Linked DNA regions of Homo sapiens: regions 2 and 3 are each linked to region 1. A link is a contact called in ENCODE Hi-C data. All regions are on one chromosome and are shown on one strand. The core of a region is the stretch at or near the end of the contact, and the rest is flanking DNA. Distances in the headings are between cores, read along the strand shown.

Region 1 (2,898 bases), core at 286-2,785:
CTCCAGCTCAAGTGATCCTCTCACCTCAGCCTCCCTAAGTAGTTGGGACTACAGATGAGCACCACCACGCCTGGCTAATATTTGTATTTTTTTTGTGGAGACAAGGGACAGGGTTTCACCATGTTGCCCAGGCTGGTCTGGAACTCCTGGTCTCAAGGGATCCACCTACTTCAGCCTCCCAAAGCCACTGTGCCTGCCCTGGCCTGAAGTTTTCTTGTAAGAAGTGGTGTGTGTGTGTGTGTGTGTGTGTGTGTGTGTGTGTGTGTGCAGAGAGAGAGGAGGGAGGCTTAACCAAAGATTCTGAGTACTACGATAAATACAGAGATACTCAAATTTTCTTCTTTTGTTGATTTTTGACAGTTTGCGTCTTTTAAGGAATTTGTCCATTTCACCTATGCTTATTGGCATAAAAATGTTCATAATGTTCTTTTAATATCCTTGTCCTTTTAATGACTAAATTTCATAGTGATGAAACCTTTTTAATTCCTGATACTGATAATTTGTTTATTTTCTTTATCAGTTTGGGTAGGGGGGTTATCAATTATATTGCTCTTTTAGAAAAACAACTTTTGCATGTATTTCCTTCCATTTATTTCATCCCATTTATTTCTACTATTTATCATTTCATTCATTTTGCTTGCTTTGGTTTCAATATGCTGGGGGTTTTTTCTAGTTACTTAAGACAAAAGTTTATTGAATTGAGTTCTTCTTTTTAATGTAAGCAGGTACTGTTACAAATTTTAGTGTTTTCATTTTAATTTAATTCAACGTATTTTCTAATTTTCCTGTGATTTTTCCTGATTCACAGGTTAGTTAGAAGTATGATTCTTAATTTCCAAATATTTAGAGTATTTCAAGTATCTACTTTATTTCTAGTTTAATGCCATTATGATCAGACTATACACTTTGTACGATTTAAATCTTTTTAAAGTTGATGACATTTGTTTTATGGCTCGGAATATGGTATCGCTTAGTGAATGTTTCATGTGCACTTGACAGGAGTGTGTATTCTGCTATTGTTGGGTTGGTCACCTATAAACGTCAATTAGGTCAAGTTGGTTAGTGCTTTCCAAGTTTTCCATATCCATACTAATTTTCTGTCTACTTGTTCCATCTGTTACAGAGAAAATTAATTGTTGCACTTGCCTGCCTCACAGTCCATGGACAAAAGGCATCTGCATTCTAACAAGAGTTGCTGGCCCCAGAGCGGGAAGAGGGGACGGCGCGACTGTGGGTGTGAACGAGGCACTCACTTCGCACTCACTGGAGTAAATATCTTCTCTTTGGTCCGGCCAGAGGATAAACCCATAGTCCTTAAGTCCTCTCCTCCGCCTCAGCAGCAGTTCTGTTTTTTTTTTTTTACCAGGCCCCGCCTTTCAGCCGAACGCACCAATTAAAGGTACAAAAAAAAAAGTTTCTCAGTACCTCGTCCCGGACTGACGGACTCTCGCGAGAATTCGTGGGGCTCCGACTGTTTCCGCGCAGATATCGCGAGGCGATTGGTAGCCGGGGGAGGGCTGCGCCGTGGCCCCGCCTTTCCGGAGCGCGGGCGCGCGGTGGCGGGAATTTCGCCTGTTTGCGGTTTAGACCCCAAAGATTCCTGTTGGTGGTCTGGGTCACAGGAGGCAGGTTTCGGGAGCTGGAAATGTGAGCGGGTACGACAGGCACCGCGGGTAACCGACGCCCCGGGTCCTTGCTGCAGCCGGGTACGCGGGATACCGGCACCCCGCCTTCTCCGCCCGAGTGCTGCCAGGCGTGGGCCTGGTGGGTCTCGCCTCCTCCTTGGAGGGTCGGGGTTGGCCCTAGGGGTTGCTTTCCTAATTTCCACCCCGAGCCGGGGAGGGAGCGTTCTCCACCCTGCTGCTGGGAAACGGGCGGAGAGTGGTTTAGAAACGTTGCGGAGGGCGCAGTTCTAGGCAAGCCCGGGACGCTATGTCCTGCAGACATTTCTTTGCTTTTCACCTTGTCCTGGGCTGCAGAGCCCGACTTAGTGGCCGGATTTCGAGGTCCCTGCCACAGCCAGTTGGTTGTGCATTTTGTCTTAAGTTCTGACAGCCTTGATGGACGGAGGGCGAGGGGGAATTGGGAATTTGGCCTCTGGGTTTGTTCGTTTGTTTTTCCTTCCTGCTGGCGGACGTCTTGAGAACTTTCTGAAGTAATCCCCACTCTCTCGGCCCCACCCCCCCCCCCCCAACAGGAATCTCTTCACACCTTCTCTTTGGAGCCCTTAATGATACGACGAACCCCAAGTGTTTCAGAACATGAAGTAAACAATGGAGAACTGTTCTGCTGCATCGACGTTCCTGACTGACAGCTTAGAGCTGGAGCTGGGGACGGAATGGTGCAAACCTCCTTACTTTTCTTGTGCTGTTGACAACAGAGGAGGAGGAAAACATTTTTCTGGAGAATCCTACCTCTGCAGCGGAGCCCTTAAGCGGTAGGTAAAACTCAGAGACATTTTCCCTCATCTGATTATTCACCAGTTTTTTAGGAATGTTAGTTATTTCAGCCCATTAAACTTTGGTGTTCACCAAGTCGTGTTTTATAAATCAGCTTAGTATATCATAAGGGTACAAATGATTATCAGTTCTGCTGGCTTCTTGGTAAGGGCATATCTAAAGTATTTGGGGTATTAGGGAAAACTTCCTTGGTAACTGATGTTCCCTTACTGTAGGGAGCTGGGCACTAATTTTTCTTCTACTTAAAATGAATTCCTAACTATCTGAGCCTTTTGCAGTAGTATTTCCTTCTAAAGAGTGTGATAATATTCTAGAGCTTTCCAGTAATATTTAAGAGAGACAAACATTTTTTATTGCCCCTGTTCCTTCTAATCCTACCTGCACATATAGAAGTGTATAGACTTATTTTGCCTTGGGCAGGTACATATATATTACAGTA
Region 2 (2,898 bases), core at 129-2,628, 2.2 Mb before region 1:
AGTTTGCTTGTTCTTGTTCTTCCAAGTTCTAGGTCAAATCCAAAGTTAAAATACATGAAAGCTTTTGATTTATGAAGTAGACAATTTTGCCTTCAAAATTACACCACATGACCTCTTCTTATTTGAGGAATATTTTCTTTTTCCCTAGGGAAAAAAATTATCCTAACCCCAAAATGATAGTGTACCTCTATACCTGTAACAGCAACTGGCATATCTGTGCTCAATTATGTTTGTTAAATGAATGGTCCTTGTTAAGTACGATATAAGCAAATATCAACCTTCTTTGCCAAGTTCTCCACATGTAAATACTGTTAGAAGAGTTTTTAAAGAAAAATTTAGTGTTTGCAATTTTAACTCTCGTATCTTCTGATTTCTACGCCAATGCTCTTATCCTTAAAGCCACATTTGTCCCTTGGCTGAAGAGTTGTGAAAGATCAGGAGACTTTTAGAACCTATCCATAACCAGTGTTGGCATTTGCAATATCCATGATTGAAACAAAATATTTTCAAACCAACTACTTTTACTAAACATGCAATGTGCTGGCCACTTCAACAGATAACCGGGCTTTGAGGAGGTATAGGTGTATTTCAAGAAATGTACTATCTAGCTAGGAAGAGAGAAGGATAGGTAAGACAACAGCAATGGGGGAAAAACCACAATAATATATGACGAATGTTAGATGTGACTTTAAGAGTTCAGGGGGCGGCGGGGGTGTGGGGGCGGAGCCGGGCGCGGTGGCTCAAGCCTGTGATCCCAGCACTTTGGGAGGCCGGGGCGGGCGGATCACAAGGTCAGGAGATCGAGACCATCCTGGCTAACACGGTGAAACCCCGTCTCTACTAAACAAAATACAAAAAATTAGCCGGGCGTGATGGCGGGCGCCTGTAGTCCCAGCTACTCGGGAGGCTAAGGCAGTAGAATGGCGTGAACCCGGTAGGCGGAGGTTGCAGTGAGCCGAGATCTTGCCATTGCACTGCAGCCTGGGCGACAGAGCGAGACTCCGTCTCAAAAAAAAAAAAAAAAAAAAAAGAGTTCAGAGGAGGGTAACGGAGGGAAATCGGAGGCTGTTTCAGAAGGTGCCCAGCAACAAGTGGGACTTAAGCCGGACTCCTGCAACATCCGAGGTGCGCACGCTGGCCCAGGATCCTAACAAATTGCTAGTCGGTGGCTATGAGTCTTAGATTATCAGGGACTCTCCGGGCTCTGCGGACACGCAGAACGCAGGCGCCACGCAAGCCGGCCCCGCCCTTTCACCCCTCCCCGCGCTCCCGGGCCCCGGGCGCGCCGCCTGGAACCCTCCCGGTCCTGGCTGGGGGCGGGCGAACGAGGCCCCACCTCTGCCGGGAGCGGGACGAGCGCGCAGGCGCAGTCTCCCCAGGTTGTAGACGCTGCGGCCCGGCCCGGCGGGGTGAGTTGAGAACGCGGCGCTTTGGTCGCAGCGGCGGTATGGTCGCCGCAGTTTCTCGGTCTTCGCTTCGGCGACCTTGACCCCCTTGTGGGTGGGCGAGGCTGGAAGAGAGGCTCCCCACCCCACTCGGCTTCCTGATCCCTGGGGGCGCCGGGCGGTCACCGAGGGCCGTGTGAGCGCCGCTCTGCCGGCTCCGGGTCCATGCGGCTGCGGGAGAAGCCCTGGGCGTCGGGGCTGGCCTGGGAGGGGCCCGAGTCCCCTGGTGACCTGGGCGCGCGGCGGCCCCACACCTTTCCGTCCGCCTCATCGCGGCGCATTTCTCTTCACATCCTCGGGGTGTGTGTGTGTTGGTGACCGGAGGAAGCCTGTCTAATGACTTTTCTGGAAGCGTCGTGTATTAGGAGCTCCGGGGCCGGACTGCTTGGGTCCGCATCTCCATCCACCGCTTACTGGCTTTGGGACCTCTGCAAGTCACTTCACTTCTCTTTCTCAGTTTCAAGTGTAAAATGCGGAAAATAATAGCAACTTATCTCCTAAGGTGGTTGTGAGGGTTGCGTGGGTTAATATTTGTGAAGTGCTTAGAACTGAGCGTGATACACAGCAAAACCATAAGTGCTGCTCATCTTTTTGAGCTTGGTATATAAAAGGAGATAGTGACCTTTTCTTCTCTTTCCAACCCCCATAAATAATTGCCCAAGAGTAGGAAAAAAGGATTTTTTTTTCTTAAGGATATGGGCTTTTTGCATAGCCTGTTTAAAAACAAAGCTTTCTAAACAACTTAGTTGCACATCCTACTTTAGAGAAAAGACAAGTGTTAAGTGATGGTGACTTGAAAACTGTAAAGTTTATTGTTTGGAAAACCGCATGAGAAAAATGGCCAGAACATATTTGTGCTAAAAAGAGTTAACATAGCAGGCCTTAAGACTGCTATCCTTAGAAAGGACTGCTTGCAATGTTGGTGCTTGTTTGGCATCTGGGAACTTAGATTTTTGGGTTTGTGCTGAACAGTATGTTTTATGCCGAAATTACCAGCTTCTGTAAAAATCCGGGACACCAAGTCTTTAATGGGCTTCCCTGCGCGGAAACTGCTGCATTTTCACTGATGGAGGAAGGATGTGTTTTGTTTGACCCCTCTTGGGAGGGAGACCGCATAAGGAGCCTACACGTGATTCCTCCAGACTCCGCTTGTGTCTTTTTCTATTATGATGAGCCTTTATATCCATACTGCATTGTGTAATAAATGTCAGCCATGAATTCAACTATATGTTGAGTCCCGTGCATCCTATCAAAGCTCTAAATGTGGGGGAGATCACGGAGATCCTCAGCCACAGTTTTGTAAATTTGTATAAAGGTAAGGGATATAAGTGCCGTTTTTTTACGAGGATATATTTCCTAGTGGTACTGGGCTTTTAGTGTAACCATCACCTGAATAATGTACATTGTGTCCATTAAGCAATTTCTCATTCCTCACCCCACTCCCATCCTTCCC
Region 3 (2,898 bases), core at 207-2,706, 2.1 Mb before region 1:
ACTTTGCTTTTTCCTTGGATGTGTCACTCCAATAAATACAAGACGTGCTACATTTTCTTTTGTGCAGAGCTTTCTGCCTTCATGTGGAGAGAGGATCATGTATCTAAGGGTAGAGGAGCTCTGAAGAGGACATAGCAACTGAAAAGTGCGACCACCCTTAGGAGGAGGTCAATATTTTAGCTAAGAACCATGAATGAAAGACTATTGCTGTCTGGGTGAGGTGGCTCCCACCTGTAATCCCAGCACTTTGGGAGGCTGAGGCAGGCAGATCACCTGAGGTCAGGAGCTTGAGACCAGCCTGGCCAACATGGTGAAACCCTGACTGAAAATACAAAAATTAAGCCGGGAATGGCAGCATACACCTGTAATCCCAGCTACTTACGAGGCTGAGGCACGAAGAATCACCCGAGCCTGGGGGACGGAGGTTGCAATGAGCTGAGATCCTACCACTGCACTCCAGCCTGAGCAACCGAGTGAGGCTGTCTCAAAAAAAAAAGAAAAAAAAAGATTCCTGAGCGGTAAATTTCGCTAACTGAAAGAACCCTTTACCAATTTGACCCTACCTGTTGAAAATACAGAATAATTTTTTGTCTTCAATGTTGGAGATTCGTCATTGTTCTTACCCAAAGAAAGACTTTGTGCATTTAGACGTAAAATGTTACTGATCACTGTTCCTAGCTCTAAATGAAGTTTGCCTAGACTGAGCCACAGAAGCCTCCTACTACATGATGTATATACCCTGTACAAGATAATAGTCATTTGCAGAAAATAAGTTTTACATTTGGCCTTCTGGCCATCTGATATTTGAGTGCCTTGAAAGGGGAAACAATTCTTCCCTTGAGGAAGAAGTGCTCCCATACTCTTGCATTCTTAGCAGTAGGGTCAATGTCTTACAGGAATATAAAAGTCCTTGAAGAGACATCTGTTAAGTGTGAAATAGAGCTACATGGCAATAAAAGAAGACACAGCACGAAGTAATGGCCTGATTGAGGTCAACTTCGAACATGAGGTTTGAGGTGTCCTATAGCAATAAAGTATCTTCAAAGTTGTTTATGATAGTAAAAACATCTTGCAGTTTAATTCCATGTGCAATTTGCTAAATGAGCGTGAAAGTATAGCCATACATACATAACACTCAACAATACAATCATGAAAGTCGGCTGCAGGCCGGGCGCGGTGGCTCACGCCTGTAATCCCAGCCCTTTGGGAGGCCAAGGCGGGCGGATAACCTGAGGTCAGGAGTTCGAGACCAGCCAACATGGAGAATCGCTTGAACCCGGGCGGCGGAGATTGCAGTGATCCCAGAATCCGAGATGGGGACTGTACTCCAGCCTGGGCAACAGAACAGACTCTGCTAAAAAAAAAAAAAAAAAAAAAAGTCGGCTGCAGACGGCGAAAGTGATCTCGGAACCTTTATGTTGGGGATCTTTTTTCGGGAGGGACCGGAAAAGAGGTGGGATCGTTTGTCGCGATGTGGAGTGGCCGTAAGCTGGGCTCCTCCGGGGGTTGGTTTTTAAGAGTGCTGGGGCCTGGAGGCTGTAATACAAAAGCTGCGCGTCCCTTAATTTCCTCGGCGGGTGAGTGTGTGTGCGGAGGTCCTTCGCATGCAGTCAATTGCGAGCGCTGGCGTCTCTGCGCATGCGCCGGGGGTGGGGCGGTGGGTTGTCTCTGGACCTCGCGAGGGGTCAGCGCGAAACCTAAGGCTTGGTCCTGGCCCCATCTCTCTCCATTGTAAACCTCGCATAGTCCCGTTGGCGGACGCCGGGGAAAAGAGCTCAGGACCAGTGGTCCTGTCTGGAAAAGCGCAGGCCGCGGGTCTCTTGTGGCTGAGCTCCTTGCCCCAGGAGCCGGCGACCCGCTCTGCGTGTGCTGCAGTCTGAAGGTCATGCATCTTTCCTTTGCCGGGGCAGGAATAACTCACGCCTCGTAGTTATGCATAGCTTTGTATCTGTGTTTTGTTTGCACAAAGCTTGCTGTTTTTTTCAGAAAGAATTTAAGGCAGCTGTATTACTTTTTGATTAATAGGTTAATCCAACAGACTGCATTTGCAAATGAGATCAAGAAAATAATGCACTGCTCAGTGCTTGTAGACAGCAGTCTGATTTTCGAACTCTCAGTATTAAGTAGAAACTTAAGCTCATCTTTCACATGGAACTCTTAACAAATACTGTATGCCAGACACTGGTATGAGCACTGGGAATTTAAAAATGAATGACACCGCAAGGATCTCTTTAAAAATGTTAGGATAAACCTAAGATCAGGATATAATGAACAAAAAAATGGGGAATCTAACCGCCCATTAATAAAGGTTATTAGTTGGTACTATCATACAGTGAAAAATAGTACAGCCAATAAAAATGATTTAAATCTATTTGTACCCACATGGAAAAGTAGTAAGATATAGTGTTAAGAAAGTAAAGTTTCATTGTTTCCTGGAAGGAGCCAAAAAAAAAAAAAAGTTACAAATCAGTATGTATAGTGAACTTGGAGTTACAGGTGGAGATATATAGAGAAATTTTGCAGTGATTGCCTGTGGTAGAGTAGGTGATTTTCTATCATTTTATCCTTTATATACTTTTCTTTTTCTGAACTTTTTTTAGTAAACATGTGTCTTTTATAATCAAAAATTTAGAAAAGATATAATAAACCTAGTTCCAATTTTTGAGGGGTGAACATAGAAGGAGCATTTAATCCATATTTGGGATCAAGGAAACTTCTTGAATGGGATATTTAGAGAAATCTTGAAGGAGGTGGCCAGTTTTAGAAGCAGTTGGTCGAGACAGGCAGCTCACTTGAGGTCAAGTGTTCGAGACCAGCCTGGCCAACATGGTGAAACCCTATCTACTAAAAATACAAAATTAGCTGGGCGTGGCGGCAGGCGCCTGTAATCCCAGCTAC

The links. A loop is a pair of places that touch in the nucleus more often than their neighbours do. Pooled maps may share reads with other maps.
Region 2: a pooled map shows a loop between it and region 1 (11-fold over the local background). The contact joins the promoter of USP45 here to the promoter of MMS22L in region 1. A Hi-C loop is called at or near these places in 3 of 168 maps with a recorded cell type or tissue (ascending aorta and naive thymus-derived CD4-positive, alpha-beta T cell) and 11 of 50 pooled maps.
Region 3: a loop to region 1 is called in a pooled map, with 7 times the contacts of the local background. The contact joins the promoter of COQ3 here to the promoter of MMS22L in region 1. A Hi-C loop is called at or near these places in 4 of 50 pooled maps.

What each region holds. Positions count from the first base shown.
Region 1 is chr6:97,281,853-97,284,750 of GRCh38, reverse strand. It overlaps MMS22L (MMS22 like, DNA repair protein), which reads left to right and starts at 1,535. Exons shown (of 25, transcript NM_001350599.2): 1 at 1,535-1,655; 2 at 2,198-2,437. The coding sequence starts at 2,274. RefSeq lists enhancers at 1,259-1,318, 1,699-1,958.
Region 2 is chr6:99,513,903-99,516,800 of GRCh38, reverse strand. USP45 (ubiquitin specific peptidase 45) reads left to right here and starts at 1,378. Exons shown (of 18, transcript NM_001346022.3): 1 at 1,378-1,409. RefSeq lists silencers at 591-810, 1,121-1,490, 1,541-1,640 and enhancers at 557-1,462, 1,463-2,370.
Region 3 is chr6:99,392,753-99,395,650 of GRCh38, reverse strand. COQ3 (coenzyme Q3, methyltransferase) reads left to right here and starts at 1,456. Exons shown (of 7, transcript NM_017421.4): 1 at 1,456-1,577. The coding sequence starts at 1,472. RefSeq lists an enhancer at 1,561-2,200.